Linked DNA regions of Homo sapiens: region 2 is linked to region 1. Evidence: read pairs that join two places in POLR2A ChIA-PET (ENCODE). Cell type or tissue: IMR-90. All regions are shown on one strand. Each heading gives the region's core, and the rest is flanking DNA. Links, peaks and the distances in the headings are about the cores only.

Evidence for each region. Peaks named below come from ENCODE experiments on the same cell type or tissue, not always from the same donor. Only the 100,000 strongest peaks of a DNase experiment are listed, where the experiment ranks them.
Region 2: POLR2A ChIA-PET joins it to region 1 with 11 read pairs; 3 of 35 experiments call an interaction of 5 or more read pairs at or near these places.

The regions. Positions count from the first base shown.
Region 1 is chr14:34,697,739-34,703,115 of GRCh38, reverse strand. LOC107984628 (a long non-coding RNA gene) reads left to right here and starts at 1,776. Exons shown (of 3, transcript XR_001750947.2): 1 at 1,776-3,193. In IMR-90, for the core only: no CTCF peak of the experiment used is centred there; DNase peaks (open chromatin) are centred at 2,795 and 3,125; H3K27ac peaks cover 461 bases.
Region 2 is chr14:34,546,656-34,552,032 of GRCh38, reverse strand. It overlaps LOC105370449 (a long non-coding RNA gene), which reads left to right. Exons shown (of 3, transcript XR_007064114.1): 2 at 243-319. It also overlaps the pseudogene RNU1-27P. Among named protein-coding and RNA genes, the nearest start is that of EAPP, 9.6 kb to the right of the region's middle. RefSeq lists enhancers at 4,437-5,008, 5,275-5,377, 5,009-5,377. In IMR-90, for the core only: no CTCF peak of the experiment used is centred there; no DNase peak of the experiment used is centred there; H3K4me3 peaks cover 169 bases.

The DNA.
Region 1 (5,377 bases), core at 132-5,131:
CACCATCTCAGCTCACTGCAACCTCCGCCCTCTGGGTTTCAGCGATTCTTCTGCCTCAGCCTCCCGAGTAGCTGGGATTACAGGTGTCCACCACTATGCCCAGCTAAATTTTTGTATTTTTAGTAGAGATGGGGTTTCACCATGTTGGCCAGGCTTGTCTCGAACTCCTGACTTCATGATTTGCCCGCCTCAGCCTCCCAAAGTGCTCAGATTACAGGCATGAGCCACCGCGCCCAGCATTTTTTTTTTTTTTTTTTTTTTTCTGAGACGGAGTCTCACTCTGTGACCCAGGCTGCTGGAGTAAAATAGTGTGATCTCGGTTCACTGCAACCTTCGCTTCCAAGGGCTCAGACAATTCTCCCACCTCAACCTCCCGAGTAGGTGGGACTACAGGCACGCACCACCACGCCTGCCTAATTTTTGTGTATTTTGGTAGAGACAGGGTTTCACCATATTGGCCAAGCTGGTCTCGAACTCCTGACCTCAAGCAATCCACCTACCTGGGGCTCCCAAAGTGCTGGGATTACAGGCATGAGCCACCACACCCGGCCATCTCATTATTATTATTATTATTAATTATTATTATTATTATTTTGAGATGGAGCCTTGCTGGAGTGCAGTCGCATGATCTCAGCTCACTGCCACCTCCACCTCCCAGGTTCACGTGATTCTCCTGCCTCGGCCTTCCTGAGTAGCTGGGATTACAGGCGCGCACCACCATGCCCAGCTAATTTTTTGTATTTTTTAGTAGAGACGGGGTTTCACTATGTCAGCCAGGCTGGTTTCAAACTCCTGACCTCAAGTGATCCACCAACTGAGCTCGGCCTCCCAAAGTGCTGGGATTACAGGCATAAGCCACGGCGCTTGGCCCTCTCCTTATTTTTTTGACTTCAAAGCAGATCCTGTTTATTTTTATTTTGAAAGCATTTAAATACTTCATTGTTTTGTTTTTATCTACCTGCTAGAGAAAAATGTTTTGTTTTATATTATATTTATCACAGTATAGCAGTTCTTAAGAAATACCATGTGACTGATTTAGATAGGTGTCATGCTCTGGCTGTGAAAAAAAATGTTTTGGGATTAATGCAAGTGTCATTCAGTAACATTGCCACAACAAACAAAAAAGCTTCCTGTTCTGAGCTGGATGTTTTCTTTCTTTCTGATTTCCTCTTTGCAATATATTAAATAAGTAAATAGAATTCTAGAAAATGGGCCGGGCGTGGTGTCTTACACCTGTAATCCCAGCACTTTGGAAGGCCAAGGCAGGCAGATCACCTGAGGCCAGGAGTTCGAGACCAGCCTGGCCAACATGGTGAAACCCCGTCTCTACTAAAAATACAAAACTTAGCCAGGCGTGGTGGTGAACGCCTGTAATCCCAGCTACTCAAGAGGCTGAGGTGGGAGAATCGCTTGAACCCAGGAGGCAGAGGTTGCATTGAGCCGAGATTGCACCATTGCACTCCAGCCTGGGCGACAGAGAGAGACTCTGTCTCAAAAAAAGAAAAAAAGAAAAAAGAAAATGACCCTTGGGTTAAAAACACAGCCTAGGCCGGGCGCGGTGGCTCACGCCTGTAATCCCAGCACTTTGGGAGGCCGAGGCAGACAGATCTACTAAAAAATACAAAAAATTAGCTGGGCGTGATGGCGGGTGCCTGTAGTCCCAGCTACTCAGGAGGCTGAGGCAGGAGAATGGGGTGAACCCGGGAGGTGGAGCTTGCAGTGAGCTGAGATCATGCCAGTGCACTCCAGCGTGGGTGACAGAGTGAGACTCCATCTCAAAAAAAAAAAAAAATTATATTCTCATAAGAACATCCTAAAAATGGGCTAACTGATATGATTACTATCATTAAGTAATATGAATGATATTCTTCTGGCTAACTCTCAGAAAATTGTATTTATTTTTATTTCAAAAATAACATGTTTTATAGAGAACCTCTGCAAAATATAGAAAAGAACAAATAAGAAAGCTAAATCATGAGTTAGCTTTAAACACTACAAATTACTTGTGTTAAGCTATTATGACTAATAGGAAGATTCCTGTAGTTAAAACTGGTTTTAAGTTATCAATATATGCTGGTAAGAGGGAAACTTTACTCAAATATTGTTTGTGCAGATTCCTTGGTATTTTTCATCCCAGAAAGAACTGTTGTGGCTCTAGTCACAACAGATTTGAATCTTGAAAATTATGCATTGCACCTACCTAAGTGCTCGCTGCATGACTTAGTGCCATCTACCATTAAGATCTGAAACCACAAAATTTTCTTCTGTTTATTGTGCCATTGGGAATTGATAATAGACATTTTTGTTTTTTGTTACACTGGGAATTGATAATAGACATGATTTTTACTGTTCCCCAAAGGAATTATTTTACAAAATAAATAGTTTCCAATATATCAGGATTCTACTTTTCCCCTTGTATTTGTATGATAAAGTTTAATAGTTGCTAGTTCCTGGTGCACAGTGTAAATAATCCATCCTCTAATCTACTTTGTCCCTTTCATATAAAGATGTAAGATAAAACATAATGTATACATTTTGCACTAAGCCAGAAGCACTCAATCTATATTTGATGAAAAAGTGATATTTACTAATTTGGCTCAAATTATGCAGATCATACATTGACTAATTAGCTCGTGGATATTTAGTCTTCATTTAACTAAGAGAGAGTTTGCATTTTGTTTGCTATTCCAGCAAAGTCTGGTAATCCTTGTGATTAAAGAAACATGATTTATGTTTGCTGTGGAGAAACATGATCATCCTGGCTACTATGAATCACTCTGGAAACATCCCATCTGTTTCCCAATTACTCAGCTCAGACCATTAGATCAAATTCAGTTCAGTTCAACAAACACGAAGCACCTTTCTTAGGCTCAAAAAGCTTTCCATGATATAGGGAAGGCAAGCAAGCACATAAACAAATAATTATGATGTAATACAATGTGATAAATACAACCATATGTTACTACTAGATTTAGAAGAGGGAGTGCTTAACTTTGGAGTTGAAATGGGCTTGGAGAAGGCCTTCCAGAAGTAATGTTTGAGCTGGGTTGTAAAGGATGATAGAGTTCACCAGAAATCTGTATGAAAGGATTGTCCTAGAGAAAAAAAAAAACCGCAGATGCCTTGCAAATGTTTCATTACAGCTGCTATTGAGTCAAGCGTGAGGCACTGTGATGAGAGAAGTGCAGGAGAGGTGGGTATGAGCTAGATCATTGAGGGCATTGGATACCATGTGAAATTTTGTGCTAAGGAGCTGGTGCAGGGTTTTAAGCAAAGGAGTGGTATGATCTTTCTGAAACACAAACCTGATTGTTTTATGACCATGATAAGAATATGTGTAAGGAGAAAGAAATTGGAGGCGATTAAGATGCCTAAATCAAGGCAGTGGCAAATACATTTGGGGTAGGTGGATTTGAGAGGTATGTAGGAGAAATGACAGGACTTGATTAATTTCAAAATTAAATGAAAGAATGCAGAGCTTTAATAATTATTTGGAAAATATTGACTATATTTTTAGTATTGTAGACATTTAGGATCATTTAAGCTTCAGAATTGGCTCAGGAAATTTATAAATGTGGAAAGAAAAATATATTAAAAACATTTTTTTTTTTTTGAGATGGAGTCTCGCTCTTTTGCCCAGGCTGGACTGCAGTGGTGCTATCTCGGCTTACTGCAAGCTCCACCTCCCGGGTTCATGCTATTCTCCTGCCTCAGCCTCCTGAGTAGCTGGGATTACAGGCGCCCGCCACCGCACCCGGCTAATTTTTTGTATTTTTAGTAGAGACGGGGTTTCACCGTGTTAGCCAAGATGGTCTCGATCTCCTGACCTCATGATCCACCCGCCTCGGCCTCCCAAAGTGCTGGGATTACAGGCGTGAGCCACCATGCCCGGCATTAAAAACATTTTTAATGAAGATAACATTTTGATAGCATGAAATAAATCATTGACTAGGAAAATCATGTGTCGTATCTGAATTTAGATTTGTAAGCCGCTTTGCAGCAACATGTAACAATGGTTTCAATAGATAAGAAATTTTTAAAACTACCATAACTATAGCATCTTTGAAATGGAATATCCTATAGTTTAAAAAGTCATGGTTATATTTTCTGTTATTCTATGCTTTTGCTTTTACTGTAAAACTTGTCTGTCCACATATAAGCCATGGCCAAATTCCTCTATCAAATTTTTTTATGCATTTTTAATATCATGGAGATTAATACAGATTCTACATTGAGATGAATACTAAATTTAACTAGCATATTGTCAGCATTTCCCCATCTGGTGGAATTTTCAGAAACTTGATTTTTTTTTTTTTTTTTTTGAGACGGAGTCTTGCTCTGTCACCCAGGCTGGAGTGCAGTGTCCTGCTCTTGGCTCACTGCGACCTCCATCTCCCAGATGCAAGTGATTCTCCTCCCTCAGCCTTCCAAGTAGGTGAGATTACAGGCATCCACCATGATGCCCAGCTAATTTTTGTATTTTTAGTAGAGACGGGGTTTCACCATATTGACCAGGCTGGTCTCGAACTCTGACCTCAAGTAATCCACCTGCCTTGGCCTCCCAAAGTGCTGAGATTACAGGCACAAGCCGCCACACCCAGCCCCTGTATCAAATATTTTAGAAAGAAATTAATTTAGCAATGTTCTTTTATCACACAATCTGCTCGTTAGAGAAAACCTGGCCTACTCTTCGCTGGTGATAGAAAATGGAATTTTCAGGTCATTTAAAAGATCACGTTCTATTAAAGATGATTTTTAATCCTCACTAGTAAATACAAGCTATTTATAAACACAATGTTTACAACACAATGTTTATAAATACACAATTCCTTTCGCAAGTACCATCCAGAATCAAAGATTCCTCTTTTTTACCTCCTTGTAATTAACCATATTGTTTTTTCATCTTGCTTTTATGATAAATAAGTTCACTTTTCTGAGAGGCCTTGCACTCATCAGGAACCATTTATTGAGTGTCTATTTGTAGAACACTGTCCTGGTCATCCTGAGAAATAAACTTCTCAAGGGCACTTTTATAATCCAGTTGCAGAGACAAAATAGACCTGTAAACTAATAAGTATACAGTGATAAGCAATTGAATAAGCAGTAACGGAATGCAAGAAAAAAAACGGATCCAAAAGAGAAAAGATTTTCTAGAAGTGAGTTTTATTTTATTATTTATTTATTTTTTGAAACAGGGTCTTGCTCTGTCACTCAGGCCAGAGTGTAGTTGTGCCATCACAGCTCACTGCAACCTAAAACTGGGATCAAGTGATCCTCCCACCTCAGCCTCCTGAGTAGCTAGGACTATAAGTCCACCACTATGCCTGGCTAATTTTATATTTTATTTTTTTAGAGATGGGGTCTCACTTTGTTGCCC
Region 2 (5,377 bases), core at 102-5,101, 150 kb after region 1:
GTTGGTTTTGTTGTTTAATTGTTGTATAACCGGTTTTATTCCATCAAATTGAGTTCTCTACAAAGGATATCATTTTATACCTGACCATGGTTTATCCTTTTGGTGAGTTATTGGTTCTCTCTCTCCAAATAGCATCATTATTCCCTAAGGTCCAACGTCATACATGTGCCAATTTGTTTCAGCCCGGATGCTTTTCCAGTCCACTGTGAAACTCACTCTCTGCCATACCCCTTTTCTTTCAGAAGGCATACAAGTACCAACTAGGTGTCTCTTTCTCCAAGGAGCTCCACAAAATATTCCATCCAGAGTGCAGATGATGGTAGGTAGTCTTTAATTTACACAGGTGTCTTCCCAGTAGGTTTACGGGAGAATCAAGAGAATGAAAGAACACATGTTCCTCAGTCAGAGGGCCTATCTGTATGGGAACTGCCAGCGAAAAGTAACAAGTAGAAAGTTTACCCGGAAAATCAACAACCTGCATTGATCTATCACCAGATGAAAATTGGGAAATTTCAGAGGAACTTGAAGCATAAGTAGCACCAAAGGGCCGGGGGCAGTGGCTCACGCCTATAATCCCAACACTTGGGGAGGTGGAGGCGGGCGGATCACTTGAGGTCAGGAGTTTGAGACCAGCCTGGCCAACATGGTGAAACCCCGTCTCTACTAAAATTACAAAAATCAGCCAGGCCTGGTCGTGGGCGCCTGTAATCCCAGCTACTCGGGAGGCTGAGGCAGGAGAATCGCCTGAACCCGAGAGGCGGAGGGTGCAGTGAGCCGAGATCATGCCACTGCACTGTAGCCTGGGTGACAGAGCAAGACTCTGTCTCGGAGGGGGAGGCGGGGGGAAGTAGCACCAGTATCTATCAGAGAAGGTAAGGCTATTTTTTGGGCTGAAGAAGTTATTGACACATTGGGTTGGTTCTCCTGTTTCCCCTGCCGAGACTCCCCCAATCTGTCAATTTTGCGATATTTAACAATTATTTTTCAGCTGAGAGTTTTGTCCTTCTGGGCTCTCCTGATTCCCTGGTCCCTGCAACTTCTGCATTCTCTGGTGCCTCTTTCCTTTTTTTTTTTTTTTCTTTCTTTCTTTTTTTTTTTTTTTTTTTTTTTTTTTTTTGTGACGGAGTCTCAGTCTGTTGCCCAGGCTGGAGTGCAGTGGTGTGATCTCGGCTCACTGCAGGGAGATCTCCGCCTCTCGGGTTCATGCCATTCTCCTGCCTCAGCCTCCCGAGTAGCTGGGACTACCGGCGCATGCCACTGCGCCCAGCTAATGTTTGTATTTTTAGTAGAGGTGGGGTTTCACTATGTTGGCCAGGATGGTCTCGATCTCCTGACCTCATGATCCGCCCGCCTCAGCCTCCCAAAGTGCTGGGATTACAGGTGTGAGCCACCGCGCCCAGCCCTCTGGAATCTCTTTCTACAATCCCCCTTCTGCCCTCCTGGCCCTTGCAATAATGACTTAAAAGGTTTTCCCGTTTCCTTTGCTCCTTTCATAGGGGGTCCAGAGTAGGAACTGATTCCCCTTAGTTGTGAGCAGCTAGCACAGCAGTTTAGCCTTTCCTCATTTCTTCTTTCTCTAGACTGTCCCCAAATCTTAGTAGAGTCTCGCTGTATTGCTCAGGCTGGAGTGCAGTGGTGCGATCTCGGCTCACTGCAGGGAGATCTCCACCTCCTGGGTTCAAGCGATTCTCGCGCCTCAGCCTCCCAAATAGCTGGGATTACAGGCACACACCACCATGCCCAGCTAATTTTTGTATTTTTAGTAGAGACGGGGTTTCGCCACGTTGGCCAGGCTGGTCTCAAACTCCTGACTTCAGGTGATCTGCCCGCCTTGGCCTCCCAAAGTGCTGGGATTACAGGCGTGAGCCACCGGGCCCGGCCTACCCTACCACTTTTTGCCTAACTTGAGTTTGGATAGTCAGTAAGAGAGCCCAGACAAAGATGGGCTAACACCTGGGCAGAATTTTGGTCTGCTCCTGGATCTATGCCAGTAAATTCTGAGAAAGCCTCAACAAACTGCTGAGGAAATCAATGGGAGACTCTGGGACTTCTGGGTACACAACTTCAATTTTTCTTTTTTTCTTCTTTTTTAAGTAGACAGGAAGTCTCCATATGTTGCCCAGATTGGCCTCAAACTCCCGGGCTCAAGTGACCCCCCCGCCTTGGCTTCCCAAAGGGATGGGATTGAAGGTGTGAGCCACCGCGCCCGGCCGACAGTTCCGTTTATAGCCCCAAGAAAGGTCACCCCTTTACATAGGTAGGCAGATGCAAGCCCTAAAATACATGTTGTCAAGGATTTGTCCTCAAGAAAGAAACCTAGCACTGTTTGCTACACACAGTTCATCCTCAGTTCAACTGGTAATTGCAGCGGTCAGCTGTGTTATTAATTGCCTTTACCCAAAGGGAAAATAAAGCCTCTGATACCTCCATGACAAGGAGGTAGTGATAACTTGGAGCCAGCCACCTAGGCTAAATTCCCAGAGATAGAGGCCGGGCGCAGTGGCTCACGCCTGTAATCCCAACACTCTGGGAGGCCGAGGCGGGCGGATTACCAAGAGTTTGAGACCAGCCTGGCCAACATGGTGAAACCTCGTCTGTACTAAAAATACAAAAATTAGCTGGATGTGGTGGCACGCGCCTGTAATCCCAGCTACTTGAGAGGCTGAGGCAGGAGAATCGCTTGAACCCTGGAGGTGGAGGTTGCAGTGAGCCGAGACTGCACCACTGCACTCCAGCCTGGGCAATAGAGCAAGACTGTCTCAAAAAAGAAAAACAAAAAAGTAAATAAATATAAATCAATCAATACATAAGTAAATTCCCAGAGACAGAAAGGAGACAGGGGGACACTATCTTCCTTGATATTTACCTTTTGAGTTGGTGGCTTCAAGGCCCTCAAGGGAAAACCTTCCTAGGTTGTAAAACTGGCAAGAGGCTTATTTAGCTGTTAATATGACTCACGTAGGCCAGGCGTGGTGGCTGACACCCGTAATTTCAGCATTTTGGGGGGCCGAGGCAGAAGGATCGCTTGAGCCCAGGAGTTCAAGCCCAGCCTGGGCAACATAGGAAGACACCGTCTCTACAAAAAAAAAAAAATAAATAAAATAAAATTAGCCAGTTAGCCATGTGTGGTAACGCAAACCTGTGGTTCCAGCTAAGGAGGAAGGCTGAGGCCGGAGGACCGCTTGAACCCAGGAGTTCGAGGCTGCAGTGAGTAAGCTAGGATAACGCCACTGCACCCCAGCCTGGGTGACAGAGAGAGACCCTGTCTCAAAAAGCAGAGACTCACGCCTCAAAGGAAGGGGAAAGTCTCTTTTCCTTATGGCACCAGGGGCACATGTTTTTGTTTTTTCTTTTTTGAGGCAGGCTCTTGTCACTCGGGTGGGAGTGCAGTGGCGCCATCACCGCTCACTGCAGCCTCCTCCTGCCTTCTGTTTTGTTTTGGTTTGTTTTGTTTTAATTTAGAGACGAGGTCTCTTGCTGTGTTGCCCAAGCTGGTCTCCAACTCCTGGGCTCAAGTGATCCTCTCGCCTCAGCCTCCCAAAGCGCTAGGATTACAGGCGTGAGCCACCGTGCCTGGCCAACATTTTTCTTTCCTTCTACCAGTTTTGTATTATTTACTTTTTTTTTTTTTTTTTGAGACAGAGTCTCGCTCTGTTGCCCAGGCTGGCTGGAGTGGTACAAGTGGCATGATCTCAGCTCACTGCAACCTCTCCGCCTCCTGGGTTCAAGCGATTCTCCTGCCTCAGCCTCCCGAGTAGCTGGGATTACAGACACACACCACCATGCCCGGCTAATTTTTGTATTTTTAGTAGAGACAGGATTTCGCCACGTTGGTCAAGCTGGTCTCAAACTCCTGACCTCAGGTGATCCGCCCACCTCGGCCTCCCAAGGCGCTGGGATTACAGGCGTGAGCCACCGCGCCTGGCGTGTATTTACCCTTCTATTACACATATCCCGGGGGTGCTGAGGTCTGGGAAGGCTTGGACATAAGGGTCTTAAGACAGCAAAATGGCAACATTATAACTGGAGGAAAGGTCCATGTCAGGATGGTGGCCCTGAACATCAGAGTCTCTTGTTTCCTCCTGGGGACATGTACAGAGGCTGTCACGAGACTCTCCTAAAAGCATTCATGAAAAGCCTTTTTCTTTCCTTCTTTCTTTCTTTCTTTTTTTTTTTTTTTTGAGACGGAGTCTTGCTCTGTTGCCCAGGCTGGAGTGCAATGGCGCGATCTCGGCTCACCGCAACCTCCGCCTCCCGGGTTCAAGCAATTCTCATGGCTCAGCCTCTGGAGCAGGTGGAATTACAGGCACGCGCCACGCCGCCTGGCTAATTTTTGTATTTTTAGTAGAGACGGGGGTTTCACCATGTTGCCCAGGTTGGTCTCGAACTTCCTGACCTCAAGTGATCCGCTCGCCTCGCCCTCTCAAAGTGCTGGGATTACAGGCGTGAGCCACCGCGCGCGGCCCATGAAAAGCCTTTCTACCTGGCTTTTCTGACCAGTCTTGCGTGGTCTCCCAAGGCCGTTAGCGAGGACCCAAAGTCTCCTGTTCTTGAGGGCCTTGTAGTCCGGCCTTCACTGTCATGCATGACACGCCTGCTTCTCTGGGAGTGGGATGACTCCGTTCTAGTCCTTCCAGAAGACGCTGCTGCCAACAAGCCCAGCAGCTGCCTGGGTGGGATCAGCAGCTCCCGCGGACTCGATCTCCCCCTGGGTGGGGAACTCAACCCCGACAGGTCCTTCCTAAACCTCTAAGCCGGATACTTCCCTGGACCAGGATTAATTGCCCGCCCCGTACGTATTCTGTCGTTTCTGCCAGCGGTTACCAAGACCCTGGGATATTTTCCCCAGGGAAGAGAAAGCAGTTCTGGCTTTTTCCTCTACACACCCCAAACTTGCAGGAAAAACGCGGCTTTGGCCTGGAGAAAGCACGAGATCGTGACGTTTTCACGACAATACCCTGGAGAACATAAACCCACAGTATAATTGGCGCGTTACTAAAGGATCCCCCGCGGGGTGAGAAAAAAGCAGCAATCGCCCTACCCCCACAAAAACGTGAAAACGAAAGCGAACTGCCCAGCAGCCCGTGTTTTGAACACCACACATCCAGACCCAGCGCCGATCATAATAACAGCTACCTTTCAACTTCCAGTAAGGCAGGGGAAAGCGCGAACGCAGTCCCCCACTACCACAAATTATGCAGTCGAGTTTCCCACATTTGGGGAAATCGCAGGGGTCAGCACATCCGGAGTGCAATGGATAAGCCTCGCCCTGGGAAAACCACCTTCGTGATCATGGTATCTCCCCTGCCAGGTAAGTATGGACTGGCCGTGCGGCTTCCTCTCATACCCTCGCGCCCACCACACTCTCAACACACGG